Linked DNA regions of Homo sapiens: all the other regions are linked to region 1. Evidence: chromatin loops called from intact Hi-C (ENCODE). Cell type or tissue: CD4-positive, alpha-beta T cell. All regions are shown on one strand. Each heading gives the region's core, and the rest is flanking DNA. Links, peaks and the distances in the headings are about the cores only.

What was found. Peaks named below come from ENCODE experiments on the same cell type or tissue, not always from the same donor. Only the 100,000 strongest peaks of a DNase experiment are listed, where the experiment ranks them.
Region 2: a loop joins it to region 1, with 2.0 times the contacts of the local background. A loop is called at or near these places in 11 of 110 quality-filtered maps.
Region 3: a loop joins it to region 1, with 9 times the contacts of the local background. A loop is called at or near these places in 3 of 110 quality-filtered maps.

What each region holds. Positions count from the first base shown.
Region 1 is chr7:134,858,935-134,869,209 of GRCh38, forward strand. CALD1 (caldesmon 1) reads left to right here. Exons shown (of 15, transcript NM_033138.4): 3 at 8,759-8,870. The coding sequence starts at 8,800. Among named protein-coding and RNA genes, the nearest start is that of CALD1, 84 kb to the left of the region's middle. In CD4-positive, alpha-beta T cell, for the core only: no CTCF peak of the experiment used is centred there; DNase peaks (open chromatin) are centred at 6,157 and 6,487; H3K4me3 peaks cover 1,226 bases; H3K27ac peaks cover 904 bases.
Region 2 is chr7:134,934,329-134,944,603 of GRCh38, forward strand. It overlaps CALD1 (caldesmon 1), which reads left to right. Exons shown (of 15, transcript NM_033138.4): 6 at 1,360-1,437; 7 at 6,764-6,909. Among named protein-coding and RNA genes, the nearest start is that of AGBL3, 47 kb to the right of the region's middle. RefSeq lists a silencer at 3,581-3,786. In CD4-positive, alpha-beta T cell, for the core only: no CTCF peak of the experiment used is centred there; no DNase peak of the experiment used is centred there.
Region 3 is chr7:134,706,069-134,716,343 of GRCh38, forward strand. The region is part of intron 1 of LOC124901750 (a long non-coding RNA gene); the gene reads right to left. It also overlaps a transcript of CALD1 not described here. Among named protein-coding and RNA genes, the nearest start is that of BPGM, 64 kb to the left of the region's middle. In CD4-positive, alpha-beta T cell, for the core only: no CTCF peak of the experiment used is centred there; a DNase peak (open chromatin) is centred at 5,163; H3K27ac peaks cover 1,121 bases.

The sequences.
Region 1 (10,275 bases), core at 3,364-8,363:
CACCGTCTTATATGGGGGCCACTAAACACATAATGGCTACTGAGCTCTTGAAATGGGACTGGTGAAGCTGAGGAACTGAATTTTAAATTTTATTTATTTTCAATTTAAATGACCTCGTGGCTGGTGGCTACCATATTGGACAGCATAGCCTTAGAATCTTAAAAAATATATTTTCGCCATAACCCTAAATAGATGGCCACTTCTTCTCCCTGGCTTTTTCAGGGATAGGGGTCTACCCTTTCCATGCACCCCCATTTTTGGGTAGTTGCGCTGGAGCCAGCCCTCCCTGTATCTGAATTATGTGTGATAATATTGTGAATGCCTCTGTTAGTCAGGCATACATTTAGAAAGCATCTTTACATATTTGTTGCAAGTCTACGCATTTTTTCTCACATGGACACAAGGTAGTGGAGAATTTCCACCTTGCCTTAGGGTTTACGCTTGTGTCATTTGTTCTTCTCTAGTGGCCAATAGAGCAGCATGCCTATTCTGATTTAGCATTAAACTCTGTCTTTCAGCCTAATTCTCCTTGAGTTCATCAAGGAAAAGTATTTAAATGCTTGAAAAGAAAACAGAAGAAGTCGTGTCCCAAATTTTCACTTCTCTTCATTCTTCTAAGAAACTTTCAAGTTGGTTTAGAAATTAGTCTAAATGCCAATCCTGGTTTTCCACTGATTTGTAGTGGTTAAGGAGCTAATGTCAAAGCTTTATATGTCTCAGTCTCCTTTCTTCAAATGGGGTTGAATTGATTCTTCTTACTTGGGAGGATCAAATAATGATAACCATAAAGTTTTGAAAAATATAAAGTGCTCCAAATTAAGGTGGTGATATTTGTGATAACACTTGAAGATGCAACCTAAAGTCCCTAAACATGGTGTCTTCCTAAGTGTTGAAGTTAGTATATACAAAAACCATCATTTCACAAATCTAAACTACTCAAACTGTCTGCTACTCAGAAGGTGAAAGAAAGGGCATAAAGACATTGGCTTTAATAATGTTAAATCTGCCAGGTCTTCTGTTTGCTAGTGGAGAAGTACAAATAGAGAAATGGTAATGCTAAGAGATTGTGCGGGGAAGGCAAGGGAAAAACAGGTCATAACCTGTTAACCTGCCCTTAGTATGTTGGATTCCATTGATTAGAGAAAAGAAACACCTTGAGAAGACAAAGTGCCTCAGGTTGATTGTATTCACTCTTATTTCTATGCTGCTGTTCTTGACAGACCTGCCTTGGTAAATGCATGTATTTTTTTAAAGTAGCACAGATTTTTGGAACAAGATGGTGAAGGTTGAGCTAAAGTTAAGTGCAAACTGTACATTATAATCCATTTGTTTATTTGGTTTTTCAATCCCAAATGAACCATTGAGCTCAGAAAAGAGCAAAGTGGGTTGACAAATTGATTTTTTTTGAAAAGAACAAAAGTTCATTTGGTACAGTCGGAAAGAAAGTGCTGCCAGATTTACTGTGTAACTACTGCAAATGTGGGTTTATATAATTTTTGAGATTCATACATAGTCAATTACCAAGGTCTTTGATTCACTTTGTAAACACTGATCAGTCAATAAAGTACAGAGAGATGAATTGGCTTGAGTTACATTTTCCATACTCAGAATGGTAAAATCTAGAATAGAAATCCAGTGGCTCAAATTGGCTACAATTTCTGAGTGCCTACTCTGTCTCAATTGTGGAAAAATTTTTTTAAAGACTATATCTTTTCATAAGTGGCCTTAAGAACAAAAGCATATGGAAAGTAAAATACTAATACAAATATTTAAAGACTAGCTAAAGAGAACAATTGATGAGCTGTAGCTGACAGTGTGTTATTGATTATCAACATGAATTATAGATATTCAAGGAGGGAATTGTCGCTTTTAAGCTAGGGTTCTCAGGAAAGGGTATCATGAGGGAAGTAAAATTTGAGCATGAAATTCATGATTGAATAAAAATATGGATAGTGAAGATGTAGATTAAAAAGAATGAGTAAAAATGTAGAGGTAGAAAGTTGTAAGACATATTTGAGAGGTGATAAAATATTTTTATGTAGGATGCTGTGGTATGATCAGCTTGAAAGGAAGGTTAATGGTTTCTAGATCAAAAAATTAAATGAGAACAGACTTAGATACTCAACACATTTATGTCTGGGAAGGAGGAAGAAGCATGGATATGTCATGTGTGATACCTCCAGCTTTGCTGGCTCAAGCAGGTATACAGCCATAGTATTATTATGTGGCGTAAGATGAAACTTTGAATATTATCTCTCCAACCAGCTCACTTTATAGAGAAACAAAGCTCATAGAGCTTCAGTCTCAGTCTCCTAGGTCTCATTCCAGGTCACTATTTGCCAAGGGTTTGTGAAGGAAAACAGTTAAAGGGTCAAGGTAAGCGATGATCATTGCAGATCAGAGGTAGGAAATCTGCTGGAGTATGTTGTACCCAGAAATCACCCAATACCTGTAGGATGAAGAGAAACATCACTGAGTTGCAGCGATGGCCCAACTGAAATGAATGCAAATCTTTAGGATATACACGACATGCTCCCTTTCTCCCACAAAGCACTGAATCTCAAGAACACAAAACAGAAAGCAGGTGATAGGTGTGATTCAAGGTTGAAGATGGGTGTGACAAGCCTGGTGGAACTTTAAAGAAGCAAGAAAGTCTAAACTATCAATTCCAGGAAGGCAAAGACCTTTTCTGTCTTGTTCACTGTTATACCCCAGTGTCGAGAACAGTACCTGGCACATAGTAGCTGTGCGGTAAATATTTATTGTATATTGATTGTATAAATGTTTTTGTGAGGCCTCACTGAAGTAGCTGAATCATGAAATTTACAGTGGGTGCAAAATGATGGCTAGTCAGAGAGGACCTGTCTAATAATGGTTTTGAGTGTTCCAAGACTAGAGTTCCTTGCGAGAGCAGAGAAATGATGATGTTGTGAATGAGGATACAGTGGGTTAGAGGAGGAAGATGTGTAATGAAGAAGGTACAATATAAGAGAAGAAACTAAGATATTGAAGAAAAGTATGCAATGATGCTGTCGAGGATACAGCCATCCTGAGTTACGAATTTTACAAAGCACTAACAATAAATTAACAGAGATGAAATAAGCATTTGGAAGGCTAATTCAATTGAGATCTTTTGTGACTTGATAATTCTATGATTTAAACCAAACAGGTTGTAAACCGAAGGCATAGGTAATTTTTAGGATTATTTCTTACCTAAGGTTATATGATCCAATGAATCAATGTGGCAATCACTGATAATAGTCCTCTCAGAACTTCTTTGGGGCACTCTTGTTTGTTCCCTGAAATGGGAAACAAATCCTAGAGAGAAATAGTGGATTAGTCCTATTATAGTGGTTAAGTGTATGCACTTTGAAATTCCATAAAATGGGGATTATACTAGCTACCTCACAGATCTGTTACCCAGATAAAGTAAAATTACTTATATTTTAATGGCCCAGCAGAGCTATCAGCCATGAAAAGACTTGAAGGAAACTTAAATGTGTGTTGTTAAGTGGAATAAGCCAATCAGAAAAGGCTACAGACATACTGTATGATTCCAACTATATGATATTCTGGAAAACTCAAAGCTGTAGAGACATAAAAACATCAGTGATTGCCAGGGTTTTGGAGTAAGGAGAGGGAAGGGATAAATGAGTGGAGCAGGTGGGGTTTTTAGGGCAGTGAAGCTATTCTGTATGATGCTACTATGGTGAATACATGACATTCGGTATTTGGTGAAACCTATGAAACTGTGCAACAAAGAGTGAACCTTAATGTAAACTATGAACTTTAGTTAATCATAATGCATGAATACTGGTTTGTCAATTGGAACAAATGTACCACACTACTGCAAGATGTTCCTAAGTTTCCTAGGGCTGCCATAACAAAGTACCACACACTAGTTGGTCTATAATAACAGTAATTTCTTGTCCCACTGTTACGGAGAGTTGAAGTTTGAAATGGAGGTGTCAGCATGGCCAGGCTCCCTCTGAAGGCACTGGGGAAGGGTTTGTCCCATTTCTCTTTCTCAGCTTTCTGGTGGCCTTAGGTCTTCCTTGTCTCCATTTTCTCATGGCATCTCACCATGTCTTCACATTATCTCCCCTCTGTGTTTGTCTGTCTCTGTGCCAAATTTCCCCTTTTCATAAGGACACCATCATATTGGATAAGGGACCACCCTAATCACCTCATCTTGACTACATCTGCAAAGACTCTATCTCCAAATGCAGGAGAAAATGTGGGCAGGAGTTGGGGAGGGGGGAATATATGGAAACTCTGTACTCTCTATTCGCTTTTTTTCTGCTCTAAGAAATAAGTCTATTCATTAAAAATGTTAAAGGCTTAAAAAACAGCCTGCCACATAGTACATATTCAATAAATGTTAGTTCCTTTTGGATGCTGCATTAACTTATTCAGTGCCCCTGACACAACAGATTTTATTCTTCTTGCATTCCAAGATCAATACTGGCACTGCCCAAAAAGTAGATAAGACTTAGCTTCTTCCACATGGCCTTGTCCCTAAGTGTTGAGTGCTGGGTTAGCCACCTGCTCACAAACATCTCCTGCCTTGACTGCATTTACACACGTGCTCATGCACAGGTGACACAGGTGAGCATACCCACACACACCTAAAATGGCTTATCTGCCACCAACACTGACCCAAACAAAAGCAGAAACTTACTAGTTCCCCTTATAAAGGCATCACAGGAAATATCTATAGTGAGGGCTACATGCCCATAGAGGGAAAAAGAAAAACAGCAAAAAAGAATATAAAACATAATACATTTCTTGGTTGAAAGATGCACATCAGCTATTGAACTAAATTTTTAAAGGAAACGAGCCATAAATTGATTTTAATAAATATAAATATACTTTCATTTCCGACACAGGGTGGGAGACAGAGAAGAAAAAAAAGTCACAAAGAAAGAGAAAATTTTTTTTAATGTCAGAAGAAATACCACTCAATATTCTGCCTTTGAAAAGAGGCAGAGAAAAAAAAGCAAGGAGGAAGGAAAGGAAAGAGAGGAAAGTCCCGGAAGCCCTGGCGTGGTGGTAAGATGCAGGACACGCCTCTCGTCACATCATGCCAATCCCCTGGGCCGCAGGCTCGTGGCTTTGTTCAAAAAGAAGGGCAGGCTGGGTGCGGTGGCTCATGCCTGTAATCCCAGCACTTTGGGAGGCCGAGGGGAGGATCACCTGAGGTCAGGAGTTAGAGACCAGCCTGGCCAACACGGTGAAACCCCGTCTCTACTAAAAATAAAAATTAGCCGGGTGTGGCGGTATACACCTGTAATCCCAGGTACTCAGGAGGCTGAAGCAGGAGAATTTCTCGAACCTGGGAGGCAAAGGCTGCAGTGAGCCGAGATCGCGCCATTGCACTCCAGCCTGGGTGACAAGAGTGAAACTCCATCTCAAAAAAAAAAAAAAGGAAGGGCAGTGTGTTTGGTGATTTGAAATCTTTTTTCTTTCCTTTTTTTTTTTTGAGATGGAGTCTCGCTCTGTCGCTCAGACTGGAGTGAAGCGGCTCAATCTCAGCTCACTGCAACCTCCACCTCACGAGTTCAAGTGATTCTCCTGCCTCAGCCTCCTGAGTAGCTAGGATTATAGGCACCTGCCATCACACCCAGCTAATTTTTTGTGTGTTTAGTAAAGATGGGGTTTCACCGTGTTGGCCAGGCTGGTCTCGAACTCCTGACCTCAAGTGATCCACCCACCTTGGCCTCCCAAAGTGCTGGGATTACAGGCATGAGCCACTGCATCTGGCCTGAAACCTTTAACACTGACTTATTTCTTAATCATGGCAGTTTAGGCATGCCCTGTTTTAAAAGAAAATCCTATCTATGAGAATCCATATTGAAAACACAGACATATCCATAGGTAATGACATCTGCCTCTGTTAAGGTTTTTGTTTTTCCCCTCTTTACAAAAGAAGTCACCTCAGTAAATTTTTCAATAGCATGACCACAGTCCCTCCTCCAGCACAAAAATTTAGATTTTCATAAAACTCTCCGAGAACGCATCATCTGTCACTAACATCAATACTTAGCTCTTTCACACTACTCTATTTGTGACACCCAGAGCCTCACGACTGATGGAATCACCCTGTCTTGACTTTTCATCCCTTCATTGGTTGAGAGTTTGTTTCCTAACCAATGTTGCTGAAAAGAATTCAGCACTGAGTAGGGGTAGGGCAGGAAATGAGGGATTACTGCCTGGGGACTGGGGACGTAGAAGAGAAAAAGAAAATCACTTACCATTCTACCTAGACATGTCTCCTCTTACAAAGGAAAGATGCTAGAGAAGGGCTGAAAAGCTCTGTGATATAAGGGTGCAGGGATGAAGGAGGATCTCCAGCCCCATCCTGGGTTGATACCGAGAGCCATTTTCATAAACACATACAGCTTCTCTCCCCCACACAAGACACACACACCACCGAGAGTCATACCACATGGTACACAGATGTGGTTTTGTGCTTTCCTCTAAGCTACACCCACTCGTGTGCACAAAGCCTCACCTAGAAAAGCACTGGTCTGTAGGAAATGGCACACGCTCTCTCTCTCCCTCTGGGTGCCCCCACATGTATACTCAGCAGCATTCAAATGGCAGGTAGTTTTTCTATGGCTGGGAAAGAAAAAGTGCTCAAGTAAGCAAGAGAAGGTGAGGAGTGGGAGAAGAGAATGGGTAGGAGAAAAAGAATTTGCGTGGGTTAAGAGCCAGTGAGGATGGTCAGCCAAACTGACCTCACGATGTTAGTTTCACTTCCCTTTTAAGTATTCCAAGACACTGCCCGGCTCTGCAGACCATGTGCATCTCCAGCCTGCTTGGAGATATTCATTTCACTGCTCATTAGCACCTCTACCAGAGGTATAGGCTGAGAACCACTGTTGCTGACAAACAGCCAGAATGACTACTTAAATTTGATGAGGTAGGAGCAAAAACCAGACAGAGGCTTAGAGGATGCTCTTCAAGCTACTTGGATAAATTTTAAAAGGTAAAATTGTTTGCTTATAGACGGACCTCTTTTTCCCATGTCTGTTTGCTATTGCTATAGTTATTCAAGAGGCACTTTATATGCAACAAAAGACCACATGGAAGGAAGAGAAGAGTCTACCCTCCCACTGCACCTGGCATTCGAGTCCAGGAGTTTAGACCCTACTGCCCACAGGGCTGTCCTCACACACTCCTGCCCTGTGGTCAGAACAGGAGCCTACCCCAGGGAGAAGGGCCCTGGGATGCCCTCTTAGGGAACTCTCAAATCACTTTTTCTTTTTCCATTCAGATAATTACAGACTAGATTGGAAAGTGTAGAAAAATTTCTTTATGGTCGATGAAATAATAAGAAGGAAAATGGGTTGTTTCCTTCATAACTAGCAAAGCCTAGGGAAGTACTCTTGGTAAGAGTAAGATAGATAAACATCAAAAATTTAAAACCCCAAATAAACACCAAGATTTGAATTTCTAAAGATTTATAAGCAGCATTAATAATACCCTAGAGGATAAAAAAGGGGAAAAATTCAAACATTGTATAGTTTTGCTTTTGTTGGCTGAACTTTTATTTTTGTTTTTGTGGGGTTTTTTTAGAGGGGAAAAAACCTTTGAAAATAAAATAATTGGACAATTTATTTAAGAAGGTTTCTGAACTTGGCTTCAAAATCTAAGTTTTGTTTTTTGCTCCTTCAAACAAAGATGCCTTCAGGTGTGATGGCTTTAGGTTTTGTACAGCTCCTTATTTTTTCACACAGGGCAAATGGCTCGTCTCATGTGCACATAAAGGGCTGGAAAATATTTCTGTGATTCGAGCGCAGCAGAGAGTCTAGGATTCCAGAGGAAGTGGAGGCCTCCCATTCCGCACAGGAAACAATCTTCAAGCAGGCCTTAAATGCCAGATTCCAGGCTGAGTTTAACTAACCACTGACAGCTCTGTAAACAAAGCAAGGACAAAAAGAGCCCGCTTCCCCCTTTCTGGTAGTCATTTTGGGTTTGGGGGCTGCAGGGGAATTCTGGAATACTTGACTCCATGGCACAGAAACGCAGGGGAAACGGGCTCCTCATTTAAAGAGCTGGAAGGGGAAGGTCTTTCCGGAATTAAAACCATCACAGAGGAGGTAGGAAAGGGTAAAATGGTTGGGTTACATCTGTAGAAAAGCAGTGATTTTAGAGCTTGGAAAACAGCTTGATCACCACTTAACTGCTTTTAAAAATGTTGCTTCATGATGTTTATTCATGATGTTACTGCTGCAGTCTTTATTAAAATCCTGATGCTTCTTTGAGAATATGCACATTATATGCCTAGACACTGTATTATTTTATTTCTCGCTTTCACTTTTCTCCTAGTTCCTACAAATACCTCTTCTTGCCACTTTTCTTTTCTGTTTGTCATTCCTGTTTTCCTCCTCCTTTGTTCACTTTTTCATAACTTTGGTCTGGGGTTCAGAAAGTTACAAAGAGCAAAATCATTCATTAGAATTTCAAGTGATTCTACCAATATTTCAAGTCTTCAAAACCTCTCTGTCTCCGGAGGTCTTTTTTAAAGAATAAATAATCTTGGGATCTTACTTATTTGTCTCTAGGAGATTCATGAATGAGACTGAATTTAACTCGGCTCAGGAGTCAGAAATTGATCACTGGCTACCTTATCAGCTTTCTAAGAGTAAAGAAAAATCAGGAGAATGACAAATGGGAAAGAGGGCCCATAGTAACTCAGGAGAAGTAACACACTGAGTTATCAATGATATTGACTCTACCTCCTCTCTTTCAGGTCCAGACATCATCTGGTCTCCCTGAACCTGAAATCACACCATGGATGATTTTGAGCGTCGCAGAGAACTTAGAAGGCAAAAGAGGGAGGAGATGCGACTCGAAGCAGAAAGGTAAGGATCTAGGGTGAAAAATACTTGTATTCCCTTATTAACAACCTTGGTTTCAGGCCTCAAAGACCATCCTTTTGAGAGGCCAAATGTGGTCATATCGCACACCAAACTGTTCGCAAAAGTAGTTATGGAAAATTTTTCTGCTAAGACTCTAAATTAAGCATTTAAAAAAGGAAAACAAACAAGAATCAAGAAAAAGAGAGATTTGAGAGGAATCAATTGATAACTGCATATTGATAATTGCATTTAATCAATACCTTTCACATTGGAATGTTTTAAATGACAAAAGTAATGTGTGAATGAAGGTTTAAAAAGCTTATATAATAAGAAATGACAAAAAAATGTCAAGTATTGAATATTGGAACCACTTAGGACATGAGAGTCTTCAATCTAAAAAATATAAAGGCAAAAAGCCCTGGATGAATCTTGTGAAAAATTTTCATTCTTATTAGAAAAGTATCCAACTCTAGGGATCTGCATAGTACAGGTTAATAACGGGCTATGTTACCGAGGAGATTCTGGGTGTAACTGGAAGCTGTTAATGTCGTGTGAGGCCTCTACAGTGGTGGCTATGAGGTCAAATTGGGGAGATAAAGCATTGGCATATAAAACCTGGGGCATAAATACATATTTTAACATTTTAGGCCTCAGAACAAAGGACAGTGTGGTATTTGATGCGACTTAAATCAGATGTTCTTTTGAGAAAGCAGGTTAGGCATTCACAGAGAGAAAAATGTTAAACAATGACCTTAAAATCAAATCGATTTTTTTCCCAGTAACTCCAATGCTCAGATGAAAAATGACACTTTAACGATACCACAGCACAAAACTGGAAACTTACACCTATAATGAAAAGTATTGTTCTTATGTTCTACTTATTTGCATGGAGAATGCAAAAGCAAAAGATAAAATAACTGCCTATGATGAACTGGGCCAGAGTCAGCTGGCATTCATGAACTGACTAAACATGTCCACAAGGCACTATGGATGGTACCTGCATTCTGTTGGTTCAAATCCTAGCTCTGCCATTTGCAAGCTGTGTGGCCCTGAGCAAATGATTTCTCTTTAAGCCATAGTTGCCTTATATATAAAACAGGCATAATATCTACATAGCCTGTGTGATTGTTGGGAAGATTATTGAGCTTCATAAATAGCCTAGTCAGGTACCTAGCACATAGTAGTTTTTCATAAATGATAGTTTTTCATAAATGATAGCTATTATTATTATTAACCATTATCACTAGCCAAACAAGAAATAGCATAGCAGCATAGCCAGAGCTAAACAATCATGCCAAGAGAAGGAAAGGTAGTCATTATCCTGCAATGGAACTAGTCAGAGAAAGTTTCTTGGTGGAGGTGAGCCATGGAGGAGGTAATGATGGCAATGAAGAGGGAAACGGAGCCT
Region 2 (10,275 bases), core at 792-5,791, 73 kb after region 1:
TCTGTGCTTGATTGTTATGAATACCCAAAAAAAGAATTAATCCAAAGATGATAAATGTGGTGGTGGTGTGTTGGCTTCTGATTCTGTGCTTGCATCTAAACTCGTTCTTTTAATTATCTTTCCTCTATCCATAGGTCTGCATGAGGCAAGAGGCCCATAACTCCTTACCTCACTCATGGGTTTGACGTTGAATTAAAAAAATGATAAAAGCTGGGGTGGGAAAGAGACATGAAGAATAATGGTCAGACATTTCATCTTAAGAAGGCAAAAACAGGCTGGGTACAGTGGCTCACACCTGTAATCCCAGCACTTTGGGAGGCTGAGGTGGGTGGATCACAAGGTCAGGAGATCGAGACCATCCTGGCCAACATGGTGAAACCCCATCTCTACTAAAAATACAAAATTAGCTGGGTGTACCGGCACATGTCTGTAATCCCAGCTACTCAGGAGGCTGAGGCAGGAGAATCACTTGAACCTGGGAGGCAGAGGTTGCAATGAGCTGAGATTGTGCCACTGCACTCCACTGGGCAACAGGGAGAGACTCCATCTCAACAACAAAAACAACAACAACAACAAAAAGGCAAAAACAAACCCCTGGAAATTAACTGGTAATAAAGAGGGGGAAAGGAACTGGTTGGAAACTTTCCTTAAAAAAAAAAGTCAAAACCCTGATTTGCCAACATGTAGACCTCAGCTTAATGTAGACTTGCAGAAAGCCATTAATTTAGGGTAGTATTGATTTATATTTGACTGGTAATTAAGAGCATACATGCTGCTTCTTTATTATCTGGGTGACACAAATTCATGTGGCCTGAGGAAGGGTGGAAATAGTAGGGGGGAAATGTTTGTAAGCTTTGAGAAAGATTTTTTTTCTGTCTGCAAGACTGCATTGAAAGCACTGTACCTAATCACCACCACACCACCACCACCACTCCTAAAAAAAGAAAAAAAGAGATGCTTTCACATTCACCTTTCCAGAGCAAATTCTCTGTCACTAAGCCTGCATTGCACTGAAGGTATCTTTAACTCCTGCTTCTGTACAAGAGGCTCATGAACACAGCTAAAATTGAGACCATGAGCAAAGTGCACCAAACCACACACGAGGTTTGTAAACACACGAGGAGTGCCACATCATGCTAGATTTCAGTGAGCGCAATGGCAGGCACACGAGAAGATGTTGGGGTGGGAAGAAAATATCCCACCTTGCTGTTTAGAACCACTGTGCTGTGAGCGCTGAGACGGCAGAAGAGAAGCCATCCCACGCAGCACTTGCAAGGCGATCCGAGCACCCTGTCACTCTTGTAAACTAGAAAGGGCTTCTTTTACTTGTGTGACCTTACCATTCTTGAAAATAAAAAGGGAGAAGAGAAGGGAACTAAAGTGCAAGCTAAAAGAGAAAAGCTCCAAGAAGACAAGCCTACCTTCAAAAAAGAAGAGGTAAATATGATTGAAAAGTAATGATCGTAAAGCAACAGAAAAAGCAGTCAGTGTTCCAAGATATCTCAGGTCTGATGATCTCAAAATTGTAACCTCATATCCAGTGTATTTCAAGCCATGACTCACAGTCCACTGAATAGTGAGATCAGCTTAGAGTGTCTCAAAATTAATTAAATGTATCAGTCAGCATTTTTTAAAAAATGAAATGGATAGAAGCCATCAGAGGGCATTGTAGGTAGTAAGTATTGCATTGTCAGGTAAATTGTCTTTTTTTCTGTGGGACGTCATCAAAAAGGCTTGAAAAACACTGCTGGAATCAATTTATCCTGTTTTCTATTCTTCTGAATGCTAATTTTTTTTCCTTGAGCCATTCTACTTTCATTTCAATCATGAAATATTTCCAACTGGCCTTGATTAATGCTTTAACTTTTCAAAGGAAAAACACCCACACACATCTCAGTAGAAAATATGGTGAACTGAAGATGATATTTGGTTTTCAAAAGAAAAGTTTGGCCAAATGTTCTGCATTGCATTTCTGAGGCACACACAGGAGCGGGTGCCAGGGTATTTGACTGTAGGTAAGTGAACAAGGAGCTATACAGATAGAATGGCACGGGGTTTGACAGTAATCAGAACACCACATCAGAACACTTGATTGCACTTCAACTCTCATGCTGTGTTTGCCCCAAATAATCTTAAAAATTGTGACTATATCGAATAAGTTCACAATACTTATTAGGATGTGGTGAAACTGAATTATTTGAAGTAGGAAGACCCGAAGTTCTTCGCCTATGAGACTGGTGAAGTGATTTGTAGCCAACATGCTCCAACCCATCTATTAAGAAAACTATGGCATCTATTAAGAAAATTCAAAATCTTAAACAGAGAAATCCATATTTAGAAAACATGGCCAGATTAAATAGGGGGTGGGTTATTTTCTTAAATACGTTTTGTCAATTTCACGTGAAAAATGAAAACCCCTAGTTCATGTTACATATTACATTTCTGTTAAGATGTATGTTCCTCTGTTTCTAATAGAAGTTGTGGTGGTTTGGAAGTGAAAATTGAATGTGAGCACAGGCCATGTAAAGGAAGGAGAAAGTGTAAATGTTAATAACAGGAAAACTGAATTTAGCTCTCATGAGGCAGTCAAGGAAATCATTCATTGAACATGTTGGGAAATACTTTTCATTTGGTGACCAAATACCTACAAATTCATTTACAAAAAAGAAAAATGAAAGTTACCTCAGAACTAAACTCAGAAATATGTCCCACATGGGTTCTTGTAATGTTTCTTGGTGAATGTCTTTATAGAAAGAAGTGGGCATGAAATGATGACTCAGTAATTAAACACATGGGGGAAGGGAGGCTGTAGAAAACACTGGATTCTATATTTAAAATTTCATTCAGTTCACTAATTTGTTTTTACTGACCAAAGCTTTCTATACCTATGTAGAGTGTCTGAGAACTAGAAGGGCCCATCAGTTGCCACTCGGATGATCCTTTTGTCTCTTTTCAGATAAGGCCCCAGTTCAACAGCGTCCTCTGTGTCAATCAGATACTCCCAGGAATGAGTGAGCCCTGCCGTTTTCCCAAGTTGCCCCTCAGCACATTCCAGCCAGTTCCAAAACTTTTGGCTTGTTTTTGACACAAGGCCAGATAAGCTACTCAAACTGGTTTTTTTAAAAAAAGAAAACAACCCCAATCTATATTCCTTTTTTAATACTGTGTACATAACCTGCTGCTCGAAAGACTAGGTTTTCCCCTTTCCAGCTAGTTGTGTTGTTTCTTTATGTAGACAGCTTTAAATCATGTTTACATGATTCAGCCATTTTAAACAACCTCTTCCTATTTTTTTTTCCTTTTTGTACAAAAAAAAAAAAAAGAAGAAGAAAGAAAGCAACTAACTAAAACCTTTCCTTTCAAGGATTTATGCAGCATAGGATAGGGCAACCACAAGTAAACACAAACATCACGTGAGCCTTCTTAAAGAAAACATTTCCAGAAATCACTCCAATGTCTTAAAAAACACACAAAATAAAACCTTTCTCCACTGCAGTTTAACTGTGGCAATGAGTTGCAGACGATCACCAACACTGAAACTTAATTTAGCTTTTTTCTCTCCTCTCCAATCATAAAAAGTCTCTTTTTGGTTCTTCATGCAGGAGCTATTTTCTTTCTTTTCTGGCCTCTAACAGGAAAACAGAGTTTCTAGCCGAGCTGCTCCTGAGGTATTAAAAGTGATGTTCGTGTCATGCGGATCAATCCTGCCCAAACATTAGTGTGCATGCAAATCACCTGGCAGTCTTATTAAATGCAGAATCTGATTCCATGAGGTCCATGTTGTCCGTGGACCAAACTTGCAGTAGTAGCGAGGAGTCTAGAAGACGTCCATGTTATAGAAATTGAACCCAGGAAAGGATTTGGGGCTTATGAAGCTAACAAAAGCACGTAAAACCCAGCCTGAGAAACAGTAGCTACACCCAGCTCTTGTTGCTATTCTGGAACCAAATAATGCAAAATATGCTCGAGACACATCTCAGTTCTTGCTTGCTTGACTTTCTGAGTGTCTCTCTGGCACAAGGGCCTGTCATTTGAATTCCCATCCCCCACCTCATCCCCATGTATTATTCCACTGGATATCCCAAATATCTAGAGTTTCAAAACCCAAATGATCCCATTTGGCCAGAGCCTTTTTTATGAGTATGCTAATGTTATCTGTGTATGAAGCACACAAACTTTTTCAGGATACCCGGCTATCTATTAATCCTTCAGCACGGACGTTCTCCATGGTAACAGTCTGACCTATAAGATCTAATGCCTTTCCCAGGGGGCTCAGAATCCCATGAGTTTGGGTTAAATCTGCCATAACATCTAAAAAAAAATGTAAAGGCTCTACGGAATTACTTTATTTATTCATTTCCCAGAAAGAGAAAATAATTTTCAGTTGAACTCAAATCGTCATTATTACATTGACAAGGTTTCTAAGGTTTTCCAAAAAGAATATAAGCCTGCCATCCACTATAGCCTTTGCCAATAAAGGCAGAGCTTGAAAAAAGGGGGGATTTTTTTTCTGTTAGACATGTATCATCTTACAAATCTATTTTAAACACTTTTGGGACCAGTAAATCAGATATAATACATTTGGGGAGAATGGAAATTTTTCTGACTGCAACATAGGATAAATGAGTTAAAGGGAATGTCTCCATGCGTAGTGCTCCACAGACCGTGAGCTCCTACTCGGAATTTATTTCATGGTTATCCCTAAAATGGGTTTCCCTCACATTTGGAGCCACAGATGCTTCTTAACTAGAACATAAACTCCAGTCCATGGTTTCTGGGGCTAAGTCTAACAACAATAGGCCAAAATGAGAATATATTTTGTTTCCTCCTTCCTGTCCAGTGAATACTGATATATTCTTGGGCAAGGACAGCCATCAGGGAGCCACAGTGAAGCTGTCATTCAGGCTATGAGCTTGCTCCTTTTTTCTGTAGCCTCTCATGACCCATGAGGACCCAAGAGGGAAATGACAGGATGAAAAATTCGGAAGGAATCATCTGGTCCAACCGCATTTTTTCACGTACTTGGGACCAGCATCCCAGAGCAGTCAAGTGATTTGTCCAAGTAACACAACTAGTTTGTTGTCAGCACTGGAGCCAAAAGTCAGGTTTCCTGATTTACAGACAAAGCTCTTGCAGAGAATGGCAAAGTACAGCCCCCATTTTCAGTGTGTCCGAGGGACATCCTAGGTATATACCCCATGGTGAAAGATTGAAGTCTTAACTAATTAGGGCAGCATAGAAGTGAATCCCTAGTAATTAATCAGATAATACCCAAAGAAGACAATCAAATGACTTAAAACTTATCAATAAAGAGCAAAAAACTGTGCTCTGCTTTGTAAAACATGCACTTTAGGCCAGGTGCAGTGGCTCACACCTGTAATCCCAGCACTTTGGGAGGCCGAGGTGGGCAGATCACTTGAGGTCAGGAGTTTGAGACCAGCCTGGCCAACAAGGTGAAACCCATTCTCTACTAAAAAATACAAAAATTATCTGGGTGTGGTGTTGCATGCCTGTAATCCCAGCTACTCAGGATGCTAAGGCGGGAGAATCCCTTGAACCCGGGAGGTGGAAGCTGCAGTGAGCTGAGATCGCACCACTGCACTCCAGCCTGGGCAACAGAGCAAGACTCTGTCTCTTAAAAAAAAAAATGCACTTTAGGAGTAAATCTTCACAGAGTATCTGAAGAATAGGTGAGAAGAGGTGAGTGATCAGGTCAGGATAGAACCTCCTAGGCCACAACACCTAAAGTCCTGAGTTCTTATGGCCTACCTTTCCTCTGGATTTCTTTAGAATGCTCATGGTTTGTAACTGTCTTGAAAAGAACCATCGTGAATGCACCTCACCTGTTTTCACACTCATCTTTTAAGAATGGATGAGATGATATAAGTGAAGTGATTTGAATTCCTTTACCCCCTCCCCCACAAAAAGCTATGTAAATTCAGTATACTTTTAAATAATCTGTCTCACTTACTGAAAGAAACACAAAACGCACAAAATATGAAAGCTAACACCTGCCCTCCATATATCATCTTCCTATGTCTCCCACCACAACCACAAAACTACTTCCAGAGAACTAAATTTTTATTGACAATGGAAATCAAGGTAAACCCTGGAATTTTTCCTATTCCATTCTAACTTTAATGGTTTAGATGACTACAGACATGTTCTCACAGACCCCACATATCTTTGGATCCTCCTACTAAAGGTAGGGTTAGTAAATGTCCCATCCTTGGGACATAATTTACTCAGTTGATTAAAATACTGGTCTTCGCCAGAGTTGGTTTGGCAGATCTAGCTAAACTGATAGGTTTCCTTTTCTTTCTTTCCCATTTGTGTCTCTCTCACAGATTCTCTCACCATCCAGGAAGAAACCTGTCTAAGCAACGTGGTCATTCTTCCATCAAAGCCATCCTAATAATTGCTCTTCCCAGTGGGAACTGCAAACAGCTACTTTTACATGAAGTTCCCAGAACTTAGTGGTTTCCAAACAATAGTACTACCACTGCTCTTGAAAATAAAAACCTCAGTGAGATCAGGGATGATCTTACCTTCTTAAAATTGTGGTAAAGGTGTTTGTTCACAGGCTAAAGGACCATAGCTCATTCTCTAAGAATTTCACCTGATTCCAACTCTACCACATCTGAGTGGTTTCTTTCTGAGTTTTCTGCCTTCCTAACAATTTTGGGTCTTACTTGATGATACCAACCAAAACCTAATAAGATTTTTCTTGTTCTGTTTCTTCCTGATATGTACTGTTGGTTAGATCAAAGATGAAAAGATTAAAAAGGACAAAGAACCCAAAGAAGAAGTTAAGAGCTTCATGGATCGAAAGAAGGGATTTACAGAAGTTAAGTCGCAGAATGGAGAATTCATGACCCACAAACTTAAACATACTGAGAATACTTTCAGGTAAGAAGTAGCAACTAGTTAATAGAAACTGTGTTCACATGCAAAGAAAAAAAAAAAAAAGTCAGTCTTCCCATCCTGTGCTTCCAGACAGAAACGTGCTAAGCAGGCAGCATGCTTTTGTTGTGAGGTCATTAGCCATTGTCTTAGAGATACTCAGTCAGCAGGTCCAGTTCTTATATCACTAACAGAAGACCAGCAGTCATCGCTCAGACAGGGCTTAGTCTGCTTTTCCCATTATTTTGAAAGGCAGATCATGCTTGGCATCCATGTTTTTGTTCACTGACCTTTTGTGAGATTAGTGTATTAGAAAACATTATAACTGGGATTCATGTCATTCAATGATTCTCTATATGGTCTGACCACCTTCCTAAGAGACCTTTCTCAGTACCATTTTCAAGAATGCATTTTCTAAAGGTTGTAAATAAATATTGCATAAGACTAAGATTGTTTTGTGGCGAAATACTTGGGAAACACTGGATTAAGCTAAATTCCTCAGATTTCTTTACCACATGACTTTGAGAGCCCTTCATGTTCATTTTCATTGGAAGTCTCTAAGAGGGAGTGAGAGGTATGGACCTACTGCTCTATTTTATACAGTTTGGAAAAACTCTCTTGTATAGCTTGAGCTTTCCCCTCAACATAATCCCTTACCCCATCAAACTGAAAATCTGGGCAACTGATTATCAGACAGACGAGACCAGTATATTCAGGTAAATCCTCATTTCTAAATACAGTCGAATCCTGAGAGCTCTCTACCAATTTTGTAGAAGAACTTGAGGTGCAGACACTGGGCTGGCTACGTGATTCCTGTGCTCCTTCCCCACAAAACACTCTCTCCAACCACTGGGGCCAAATTCCAACCTCTGTTTTGTCACTGGTTGCTGTGCCAGATGTGCCGGAGAGGAGTCTTGGGTCCCTGCAATGTGGATTTCCCCGGGCTTGTTCCTTGGCTGCAGGCTTGCCTAGTGACCCTGTTTTTCTGAACACTTCAAATAAGAAAGTCATCAAGCAGGTTTGAGGGAGAAATCTGACATGCTCCTCACACCAAAGCCTTTGTAATATTCAAAAGCAGGCGGAGCTACTAGGGATGGATATTTCAGTCTCATCCAAGAGGCTAAGATGGATAAATACGGTTGCCCCAAAACAATTTTTTTGTACGTAAATTTAAGCAGAAACCTATTCATATTTATCCAAAGGAGAACCTAAAGCTCACAGAAGAAAAGGTGTACATAAAAGATCTAAATAAAATGATGAAGGTGTAAGAAAGGTAGAATCTATAGATATTACTTGGGATTGCCAAGAGAATAGATGTGAAAATTAAGTTTATTGAACATTCATAGAAAATCTACAAAGCGAGTTGATTCAGGTTGGTAAGTTGAGTCTAAAACTTGCTGAAGTGTCTGTAGTTTAATGTTTTAAAGCCCTAGAATAGTGTTAGGTTCATGAAAAGTGTTCAATGAATATTACCTAATATTACTATTTTTTAATAGTTTAAAAGATGTCTTGTAAACATAAGGTTCTTTTAAGGTATAAGTTTTTTGTTAAGAGAAATAACGTTTAAGAAAATCTGTCAGTAGAAAAAAGTCTGTTTAACAATTAGCAAACTTGCCAACAAGCTTCAAAGCTCAAATTAATAATTAACATGCCTATTGTGTAGAAATCCAAAAAGCTGGGTAATTCGAAGAAAGGAATAGTCACAAGAGATGGTGACAAGTTAAGTGCTAAGAACACTTACGTGTGACTCTGGCCTTAATTTTTCTATTTTGGGCAGGAAAAAAAAATACAGGAACAAGCTGCTACCATATTATTTATTTTTGTTTAGCCACCAACGTATGTGAGTTTTAGTTTCAATTAGAAGTTCACGCTGATTGAAGTAGAGAAGTATAGTTTTGCTCCATATACATATAAAATGAGGAGAGAGGAAGAGAGTATCCGCCTAGCCTCTATTTAGGTAAGTTTAGTACCTACCAGCTTCACTGAAAACAAGCTGTGTTCTTAATGGTCAAAGGCCTGATACTCATCTTGACTTACACCTAAGGAAGCCAAGGACGGGGGTAGGGTGGTGGGGGTGGGGTGCGGGGAGAAAGAACTTTATGGAACGATTTCCACATTAAGTGGCACCCTAATGCTGAGGTCATGCACATAGGCAGAGGTGGTGTGAACAAAACTTTTGCTCCTGTTTTGAGCATAGCTGCTTATGTGTGATTTAATTACTGTTCCCTTTGATATCTGCATTTTCTTGTAACTCGTTTTCTCTAAAACATGACATAAAAATCTCAATTCAATGAGCAAGATATAGCGATGCAAATTATACCAAGGGTTTTATAGAAAGTGCAAAATGGTTTTTTGATTTTTTATTTTTGAAGGTAGAAATTAAAAGATTTTTTCCGATTATAGAAAAAAATACTCATTATAAAAACGCTCAGAAAATAGAAGAATAAAAATAAGCACCCACCACCCAAAGATAACTAGCAGTAACACTTTTTCCAGATATTTATCTATGTATATAATATTCAAGATAAATGCACACACGTGTGTATATTTATATGTAGTATATACGTGTGTGAGTATACTTATAATTTTACATTGATTCTTGCACTGTGCATAAGAATGTGTCATAGCTTGCTTTCTATGCCAATAAATATAAGCCTATAATTAATGATATTAGATTCTACTGGATGGATGTATTAGGACTTATTTAGCCAGTCCCTAATGACGGACATTTTGATTGTCCAAAATGAAGACTGAGTGACACCTAGTGGAATCCATAGATGTTTCTATAGGCATGTGTTTTGCCGGTCCAGTTCCTGTACAGTAATATGATGAACACAAAGAGAGAGCAAACTCATTTTTGGAAGGAAAGACCCTAAATTGACTGAGAGAGGAGTCACAGGCCTGTGAACCTAGAAGACCCTGAAAGAGCCTTTGACAGCAAGGTTTTGAGGGACCCTTTAACCTTGTTTGAGTTCAAAATAAAAGTTTACCTGTAACTGGCATGAGCCTAGACCAATAGTTCTAAATTTTTTAACCTAAGCCCTTAGTAAGAAATAAATTTTACATAATGACCCAGTACACACCTGTATATATTTTTATAACTGAAACAAGTGTGTCAAGAAATGGTACTTTGTTTTGCTCTATGCAGTGCACTCTGATATTTTCTGTTTTTTTTTTTTTTAAATGTTGATTACAATCTACTAAATTGATTTTCTGGTCTGCAGCTTGAAAATTATTGTTCTGGAGGACACAGGATATTCAGAACTACTTCAGTGTTTAAAAAGCATGATATATAATATACATATATATATTATAAAATCAATATTGCACAGTGTATTTCTTGAGCCCATTTCTTGTTTTATTCTTCCTCTT
Region 3 (10,275 bases), core at 3,017-8,016, 150 kb before region 1:
CAATTTCAAAGAGTACCTGTGGCCAAATGCTATACCATTCAAAGTTAGAAGTAGTTTTATGAAGTGAGTCAGTAAATTCAAGCAGTAGCTTTCTAATATTTGAGTGTTCTGTAAGCCAGTGGTTCTAGTATTTTGAATTCATTTTAAAATTAGGGACCAGGCACCCTGGTTTTTGCTGTAATCCAAATACTTGGGAGGCCAAAGTGGGAGGATCACTTGAGGCCAGGGGCTAAAGACCAAGCCTGGGCAACATAGCGAGACTCCATTTGTACAAAAAACAAACACGCAAAAAAATTAGCAGGGCCTGGTGGTGTGTGCCTGAAGTCCTAGCTACTCAGGTGGCTAAGGCGGGAGGATCTCTTGAGCCCAAGTTGAGGCTGCAGTTTTCCACAAAAGAAAGGACTTTTTCCACATTAACAAAAGGAGGATAAAAACATAGACTAAGGATAAAAGAGCCTCCTTTCCAAGAAAGGATGATAGGTAGCCTTAACCTTGTGGCATATTCCAGCTAGGTTTTGGCTAATGTCTGCATACTTTCCTTTGAGCATAAGCTGCTGGACTGCATTTTTTCACCCCCCGCCTTCATTTAGGTGGGGCCATGTGACTAGTTCTTAGCAATGGAGTGCAGAAGGGATGCATGCTTCCTCCGGGCCAGGTGGCTAGGTGCACGTGTGTCCTCTCTACCCTCCCTTCCCAGGTTCTAGAAGATGGCAGAGCCCCTGAATGGAAGGAGTGCAGGTCCCAGAATGACCACCGGAGCAGTCCTCACGTTCATGGACTGTGATAGAACTGCAAAATAACCCTTTATTGTGTTAAACAATTGAGATTTGAGGGTTATATATTAGAGGTGCATTATTATTTAGCTTAACTAGCACATCCCAATTCATGAATACATTTATACATTTATTTATTATATTTACTCTATGTGTTAATTTTTCTAACTGCTCTGTGAACCAGTAAAAACTTCATTACAGACAAGTTTGGGAAACACTGCTATATGGCCTGGATTTAGAAGTTCAAAATACAGAAGGGTAGAAGTTAGTGAATCATACCATCAAGAATTATGACTGGTTTTTTGCAATCTTTTTTATTTTTAAGGACTCTAGCGTAAAATTTACTAGTTACTCTACATTAAAAGGCCTATTTCTAGGGACTATCAAAGAATCACATATGTTAATTGATACAGAAGAGTCATTTCTACTTGGTCTATACCACACCATCTAATTTGATCTTAGCCTATCAGCATCCTGATATTTACTAGAGGCCTAGTGAATTTTCTGTTTCAAGTGTAATATTTAAGGCAACATTACCAAGTGCTCCTAGGAAAAGTCACACAAAAAATAAGTGATCTAGAATGTAACATTATGAAGATCTGGACAGGAAGGATTCAGATATCAATTTTTTAGAAAACAGCCCCTAGGCTGGGCATGGTGGCTCACACCTGTAATCCCAGCACTTTGGGAAGCTGAGGTGGGCAGATCACCTGAGGTCGGGAGTTCGAGACCAGCCTGAACAACATGGAGAAACACTGTCTCTACTAAAAATACAAAAATTAGCCAGATGTGGTGGCGCATGCCTGTAATCCCAGCTACTCAGGAGGCAGGAGAATCACTTGAACCCGGGAGGCGGAGGTTGCGGTGAGCCAAGATGGCACCATTGCACTCCAGCCTGGGCAACAAGAGCAAAACTCTATCTCAAAGAAAAAAGAAAATAGCTCCTAACTAATATATAGTTACAGAGATAGATAGACATATAGATAGATGATAGATGATAGATAGATAGATAGATAGATAGATAGATAGATAGACAGATAGCAACACCAATTAAAAAAAGAAAACCCTCAAATCACTCCAAACCAAAGGTAATATATTTTAAAAGGATACAGAGGGCAAATGAAATATGAGATTTATAGTGCCTGAATGTCAATCCTTAGTTTGACTCTGAAAGTATTAATGATAGGTAAGGTTTTGACAGTCATGTGTCCTGACTAACAAGTTAATAAATCAATACACAAAAGCAGCATTTTCAGTTTTTCAGACTACTTTTCATAATGTGACCAAACATGCATTGTGAAATCAGTCTGAAACTAGCCTCTTTTGTGAGGATAATCACACATTGCCCAATATCTAAAATGTCCCCAGTGCCTTCAAGGGCGTAGGTGCTAATTAAGGCCTTTGGAGTAGGTTTACAACATGCACACACACACAGTCTCATTATATTAAAAGTGGCACCTCATTTTTTTCTAATTTCAAATTTTATTTTAAATTTGTGTGGGTTCATAGTAGGTGTATATATTTATAGGGTACATGAGATGTTTTGATACAGGTATGCAATGTGTAACAACCACATCATGGAGAATGGAGTATCCATCCCCTCAAGCATTTATCATTTGTGTTATAAACAATCCAATTATATCTTCCTTTAGTTATTTTAAAATGTGCAGTTAAATTATTATTGACTATAGTCACCCTATTTTGCTATCAAATTATTCATTCTTCCTATTTTTTTGTACCCATTAACCATCCCCACCTCCTTTTCACCCCCCACCCCATATCATTTTTTGACCAAATACCATTACTCAATTTGGTAACAGTAGGGACCATTCATCTGATCATCTCCCCAAATAGAATCATACATTGACTACGGTGCACATTCAATACTCTTCACTGACAGCCATTGGTTGAATGACCCCTTTAATTTATGAGACCTTGGTCTGAATGACTTATGGCTGTTTCCACAACCTCAAGCCACCTTCTAAGATGTGAAGGAGATAGTGTGAGGTGGATAGTACACTCTGTTTGGAGGCAGACGTTCTGGCTTTCTTATTTGCCAGCTGTGAGTACTTGGGCAAACAACTTAACAGCTTGAGGCCTTGGTTTCTTCATGCCACAGAAGTTATACAGAGTCTTGGGAACATTTTGAGCATAAATGGGATAATGTATAAATAATATGATACATGGTATGATTATTTATTATTGTTATTTAAAGGCATATACATAGCCTGTGAAAATAACATCAAGATTTACAAGCTTTTGGATCCATGAAAGTTAATTGGAATAAGTTTTTCTCTTTGCAAAGTAGACAGCTCTTATTTGTTTTATTAGTCCTGGAATGCTGCTTAAAAACTCAGTCACACCACTACAACTTGAGGGATTAATAAAATGGGTGACAATTTGAAAAAGACCTTTACAATTTCCAGCTTTTTCTTTACCATTCACAAAGCACAAGAATGCTATTGAGACCGAAATAAGCGGGAGGTGGAGATTTAAAATGGAAAGTACCATCATGGGCATCTGAAGTTTCTTTTGGATTAGGCTCTGTTTAAAGAATGGAAAATATTTTTGCAATGGAAATTCTTGACATTAAGCCAAACACCTTTGTTGGATTATTTTCCTCTTGGGAGAGCTGATGCTCCCTCCCAGGCTGGCCACCTTATCTCTTTAGGGACTGACATCCCATCTGTAACCAATAATTTCAATATGGATTTTTTGAGCCCTGTATTTCCAGGAATTATTATTATTATTTATTTTATTTTTTTGAGACAGAGTCTGGCATTGTCGCCCAGGCTGGTGTGCAATGGCTCGATCTTGGCTCACTGCAACCTCTGCCTCCCAGGTTCAAGCAATTCTCTTGCCTCAGCCTCCCAAGTAGCTGGGATTACAGGCACCCGCCACCATGCCCAGTTAATTTTTTGTATTTTTAGTAGAGACAGGGTTTCACTATGTTGGCCAGGCTGATCTTGAAATCCTGACCTCGTGATCTGCCTGCCTCAGCCTCCCAAAGTGCTGGGATTACAGGCGTGAGCCACTGCTCCCGGCCAGGAATTAATTTTTAACAATAGATTGGTACAGGATTAAATGGCCCAGAAACAGTTAAGTATCAAAATGTCTTCCTATGTGACCAGTCTTTTAATTGCAGCAGAATAATACAATATTTTTTACATTTCTACAACATATATTTATTTGTAGAAAATTTGGAAAATGCAGGAAAACATAAAGACTAAAGTAATAACCACCCATAATCCTACTTCATTTTTGAGCCTAGCGTTTCAGTTTTTTTCTATGTATGTACATATATTTATACACATCTATATGTATGTTTACATGTGTAATATGTGTAATACATGCTTTGAGAGCTCATATTTACAAACTTCTAGAAACTGGCTTTTTTTTTTTTTTTTGAGATGGAATCTCGCTCTGTCACCAGGCTGGAGTGCAGTGGTGCAATCTCAGCTCACTGCAACATCTGCCTCCAGGGTTCAAGTGATTCTCCTGCCTCAGCCTCCTGAGTAGCTGAGATTATAGGCACCCACCACCATGCCTGGCTAATATTTGTATTTTTAGTAGAGGTGGGGTTTCACCATATTGGCCAGTCTGGTCTCCAACTCCTGATCTCAGGTGATCCGCCCACCTCAGCCTCCCAAAGCACTGGGATTACAGGCAGAACCGGCTTTTTAATTTAGTGTATCATGAACATTTCCCCATGTCATTGATTTTCTACTCCAGAATGATTGTAAATGACTGTAGAGTGCCTCACGGCAGTGGGTTTTGCTGTGGCCTGGCCACAGGGTTCAGGAAGCCTTTCCCCAGGGCAACACTGGGTTGTACTTCCCTGCCTGCCCTGCTCTGTAGGGGAGCACGGGCTCTAGGCAGGGCATCCCATAGAGGTACCCGCATGCTCTGCCACCGCCAAGGTCACGCTCCCTGTGTTGTCCCATGGGGTTAACCGAACCAGCAGTTGCACCCTCTCGTGCTTGAGGATTTTCACAGTCTCAATGGGAGGGGGAAGGGAAGGGGAGGAGGCTTCCTATAGGGGCCACCCTGCATGTGAAGGGTGCCAGTGTGGCCCAGCAGTGAACCCCCCAGGCTGGTGTCAGGCTGACTGGTTTCTGAATCCCTGCCCCACTGTACTCTAGCTCTAAGCCCTCCGGCAAGGTTTCGAACCTCTCTGGCTGAGATAAGGTGATAACAAAAGTGCTTACTTCAAAGAGTTGTGAGAATTAAGTAAGAAATCCGTGCAAAGCATGTGACACAGTGTCTGGCAAACAGGAGGAGCTCAGTAAATGTCAGCTGCTGTCACTGTTGCCTCGGGGTTCCTGTGAGGGTGAGGGAAGTGGTTGGGAGGACAGGTGGGGTAAGGTACAGAGAAGAATCCCGAGAAGAAACAGAGTCTAGGGAGGATGCTGGTGTCAGTGGTGAGAGGGACTGTGTGATGTGAGTTTTACGTGTCAACTAGGGCAGGCCGTGCCACCCAGATATGTGATCAAACACCAGTCTAGATGTCACTGTGAAGGTATTTTTTAGGTGATTCACATTTAAATTACACTAAGAGTAAAGTAGTTATCCTCCAGGATGTGGTTAGGCCTCATCACAAAGGCCTTAAGAAGGAAAAAAACCAGAGGTCCCCTAAAGAGGAATACATTCTGCCTTCAGACCGACTTTGGACTTCAGCAGCAACACCAGCTCTTCCCTGGTCTCCAGCCTGTCTGCCTGCTGCGCAGACTTCAGCCTGGCCAGCCCTCATAATCATGTGAGCCAATTCCTTAAAATCAACCTCAGCTTCTCTCTCTCTCTCTCTCTCTCTCTCTCTCTCTATATATATATATATATATATGTGTGTGTGTGTGTGTGTGTGTGTGTGTGTGTGTGTGTGTGTGTGTCTCTCTCTCTGTCTCTGTCTGTCTCTCTCCATATATATCCTATTGGTTCTATTTCTCTGGAAAACTATAACTAATACAGGCTGTTATGTAAAGTGTAGAAAAAATACAGAAAAGTTAAAATGGAGACAATGAAGGCTCAGGCAAGGTTGGTGGAGGAGGGAAGAGAAAGGGATCACTGGACACGTTCAGAGCAGGAACCAGCTCCCATTTATCTTTGTAACCTTAACACAGTTCCTGGTGTATAGGTACCAAATAAAGGAAGGAAGGAAAGAAGGAAAGGAGGGAGGGAAGGAGGGAGAGAGGGAGGGAAGGAGGGAGAGAGGGAGGGAGGGAGGGAGGGAGGGAAGTTGGGAAAGAGGAAAAAAAGAAATTCCCAAGAGAGGCTTGAGGCAAGATTCTGCTCTAGTTGTCATTCTCCCTTTTTAATTCTTGAAACAATGCTTAGAGTACTCGTTTTCAGCATACTCTAAAATCAAGCAACAAGTACAGATCTCTTACCATTTCCTCCAAACCTTTTGCTTCATCAGACATCTCTCTCAACTATCTCACTTGGAGGTCCAGCCAACAATATCTTCTTTTTAAAATATTTAGTCTGGAATCTGTCTTGGCGCAGTCATAATGCCCTGCTTTGATTATGGACTGGTGGAGAGATGGGACCCGGAAGACAAATGCCCCAGATTACTGGGTAATTACATCCCGGCCACCAGAATTCTTCCCTGTGGTTTCAACTGGATACACGCATTGCATGCCCTGTAGTCACCCACAAAGCAGCCACACTCCTGCTCAAGACACTGGAGTTGTGTCTCTGGGAAAATGTCCCACCTGGGACAATCCCTGGAATGTCTTCTAGAATTAAAGTAGACACTAAAGATGGTGGGTTATCAATTCATCATTTTACATTTGTTCATCCTCAGAACTCAAGAGTGGGTTTTCTCTTTTGTGGTAAAATTGCAGGGCTCTGCGGAGACTTTGATGCTCAAAGGGATTCTTCCTACCATAAGGTCAGAGAGTCAGTCTTTTAGCTGAGATCTGACCCATATTGAAATAACAAACTACCCTTGAATAAAACAGCAGTCTAAGACGGAATCAGGCGTGCCTTCGAGTGGGGTTTACATAATAGAGGGAAAGAAGAGAAGAAAGTCGTTAAAATCCAAGAGGAAAACATGCCTGAAAATAAACTTTATGTGTTTTATAATTTGAACTAACGCAATTCCCATTCACTCCTTCCCTCTTTCATTCAAGGATTTATTGACAGTCTATAATATACAAGGGACTCAGATATATATAACCTGGGAGAAGGGTAAAGGTACAAAAACAGAAAAGGAACTTTAAATCCACCTTTCATATTGACAGACGAAGTTCTGGTGATTTCCCCAAATTACTTCCTAACTAGTCAGCATCAGGAAATAAGTGACATTGGTGTTCATAATCCTCTCTCTCACTTTTCATTCCTCGTTTCCTAGACACCCTGTGGACACCCCTTTGGTAGTTCTATTTAATGCCTGCCTAGAACCTACACTTCATGTTAATTTCCACTCTAATCCAAATTTACCTGACCTAGCCCCTATTCCTTCTCACCTGGATGGTGCTGTGGAAAATAACCATAGTAAATAATTTCCTTTTAAGGGATCTAGTTGGAAACATGGATGGCCCCCAAACATGCCCCCAAACATGCAGTTCCCTCTGACTGTGGGGAAGGTTGGGAATGACTTGCTGCCTTGGTGAGTGAAAGCTGGGGGCTCCGGGACATGCAGCGCCTTACACTAAGCAGGATTTCTCAGACTGTGTTTTGTGGGACATGAGTTTCAGGAGAAATTAACAGGTATGCTACAAAAAGAAACATTTTTTTAAATTGAATTAGTATGGAAAACATGACATAATAAATCCCCCCTAGGAAATTCTCCCCCCTCAAATTGGTATAATAAAGGCTTGATATCCTTCAATAAAGAAACTCATTGATTTTAGTTCAGCTTAATATTAATCTCTGGTGGGAAACAGGTTTTTTCCTGTGGAATGATGGTCCACAGAACAGTAGCTTAGAAAATGCACGCCCAAACTCATGAAGTTAAGAAAAGGAAATAGAACTGGTGTGATTTCAGATGACTCCAAACTGCAGAGAGAAAAAGTGTCTTGAACTGGGGAGGGTTGGTGATACGGTTTGGGTCTGTGTCACTGCCCAAATCTCAGGTCAACTTGTAATCCCCAATGTTGGAGGTGGGGCCTGGTGGGAGGTGATGGGATCAGGGGGATGGATTTCCCCTTTGGTGCTGTTCTCCTGAGAGTGAGTTATTGCTAGATCTGGTTGTTTAAAAGTGTGTAGAACCTCCCACCTCCCACCTCTGTCTCTTCCTCCTGCTCCAGGCATGGAAGATGTGCCTGCTTCCCCTTTATCTTCTGCCGTGATTGAAAGTTTCCCGAGGCCTCCAAGTGCCATGCTTCCTGTACAGCCTGCAAAACCGTGAGCCAATTAAACCTCTTTTCTTTCTAAATTATCCAAATTATTGTATTTCTTTATAGCAGTGTGAGAATGGCCTAATACAGTTGGTTTAGAGGAGAGGAAGAAGTTCCAGCCCAACTGCATGGTACCCCAAGAACATGCAGATCCATATTGTAGATAGATCCCATGCTCCTTCACCTCCCAGCCGACTTGTCCTTCCTCTGGCAGGTTCTCCCTGGTCCTTTCAGGTCCCTCCTCTTCAAGTTTGTCCACTTCTCCATCGAGAAGACCTAACTCTGCCCACCTTGCTCTCATCTTAGGCCACTCCTGTCTGCCTCTCTGCATGCCAGTACTGATGCAAGGCAGGTTCTTGGCTTTGCTCAGGAAAGAATTCAAGAGTGAACTGGCAGTGGAAGAAAGCAGGTTTATTGAAGCAGCAGTGTCACTGCTCAGTGACTGCTCCTTGCACAATAGAGCTAGCTCATAGGCAGTTTGCTCAGAGGAGCAGCATATGGGCTGTTGGTTAGCAGTATTTATACTCATTTTTAATTAAATGCAAATTAAGGGATAGGTCATTCAGAAATTTCTAGAAAATGGGTGGTAACTTCCAGGTTTTGTGGTGGAAAGGGGTGATAACTTCCGGGTGTTGCCATGACATTTGTAAACTGTCATGGCACTGGCAGGAGTGTCTTATGCTGATGGGCAGCTAGGGCAAGTACAGGTTGCTTTCTTGGTGCCACTTGCTGGTTCTGGGCAGTTTCCTATCTGGTCTGGAAAACAAGTCCTGCCAGTCTCCTACCTCAATACCAGCTGTGGTTTCCCTTTGCCTAGTAGGGGAGCAGCTGCGTTTTCCTTATTAGTTGGCTCAGCTTCTTTCCTTCAATGAGTTGCCATATGTTACCCATGGGGCAAGGCTATGCCTTGTTGCAAAGATTCCACAAATACAAAACTCTAGCTTCATTGTGAGATATATATACTTCAACTCTTTAGAAAAAGAAATTATAATAAATACACACTCAAATTTCACATGCACCAGATTTTAACATACTAGAGACCACCACTACAGTGACTTCTACTACTGGGTGAGCTTGGTTAAGTTCAAACCCAGAAACAGCATTTCTCTCTTGAAATATATTTTCGCTCTTGTGTATATATTTGAATGTCTTACAGTTGTGTCTTTGAACAGATCATGTAGGTCTGCTATAATCTGTCCCTGAATTTGGGCCTGTGCATGTACCCAAAAGTAAACTATTGCAAGTATACACCCTCTATTAACATGGGAAAGACCACGCTCCATTAAATTGCTGGGTAGGGCTTGGGTGTATATGGTCAGCATTGTGCTCTCTTCTGGGGTGAAAATCAGTTATCCAATACAAGTGGACATGTTATGCATTGTCTTATGGCAGTAACATATTGTAGTAGTTTTAATGAATTAAACTTTCTTGCCTTCAGGTTTATAAATTTTATACGTATATATGTATATGTGTATGAGACAGAGTTTATGTTTATATTTATTTTCCTCTGCCCCACAAGTGGGAATGGGATAATTATGCTTACAATAAGAAATGTATCAAGATAAAAATGACAAGTCTGACCAGGTCGAAGGCCAGTCAATGAAGGCCATGTGTGGAAAATTTTCTCATAAAGTCATGCAGAGACAAGGAAAACATTAATAATTATTTGTCATTGGGATTCACCTTTTATGGAGCTAAAAGTTACTGGATGTACTTCATGCAGTAAAAATTTGCAAAATAGTTTTACGATGCCTGCCAAGTTACAATGGTATTTTGTTTTATTATTATTATTATTATACTTTAAGTTTTAGGGTACATGTGCACAATGTGCAGGTTAGTTACATATGTATACATGTGCCATGCTGGTCTGCTGCAGCCATACAATGGTATTTTGAAACAGAATATAGTGAGAATAAAAATAAGGTTATTGGTATCTTACAGTGTGTCTTGAACTTACTGTACCTAGAAAACGGAATATGAACTAAAATTAAATCTTACAATAAAAAGTCACATTCAGCATGACTCTAAGTAGATGTACTCTGAGGGAAAATGGAATGTACCATCAGGGGTAGTTTTGTTAAACCATCTGTTTAAACAATGCAACTGGCTACTATAAAAATTCAACCACTCTCACTGTCTCATAAGATACTAGCTCAGATGCAAGA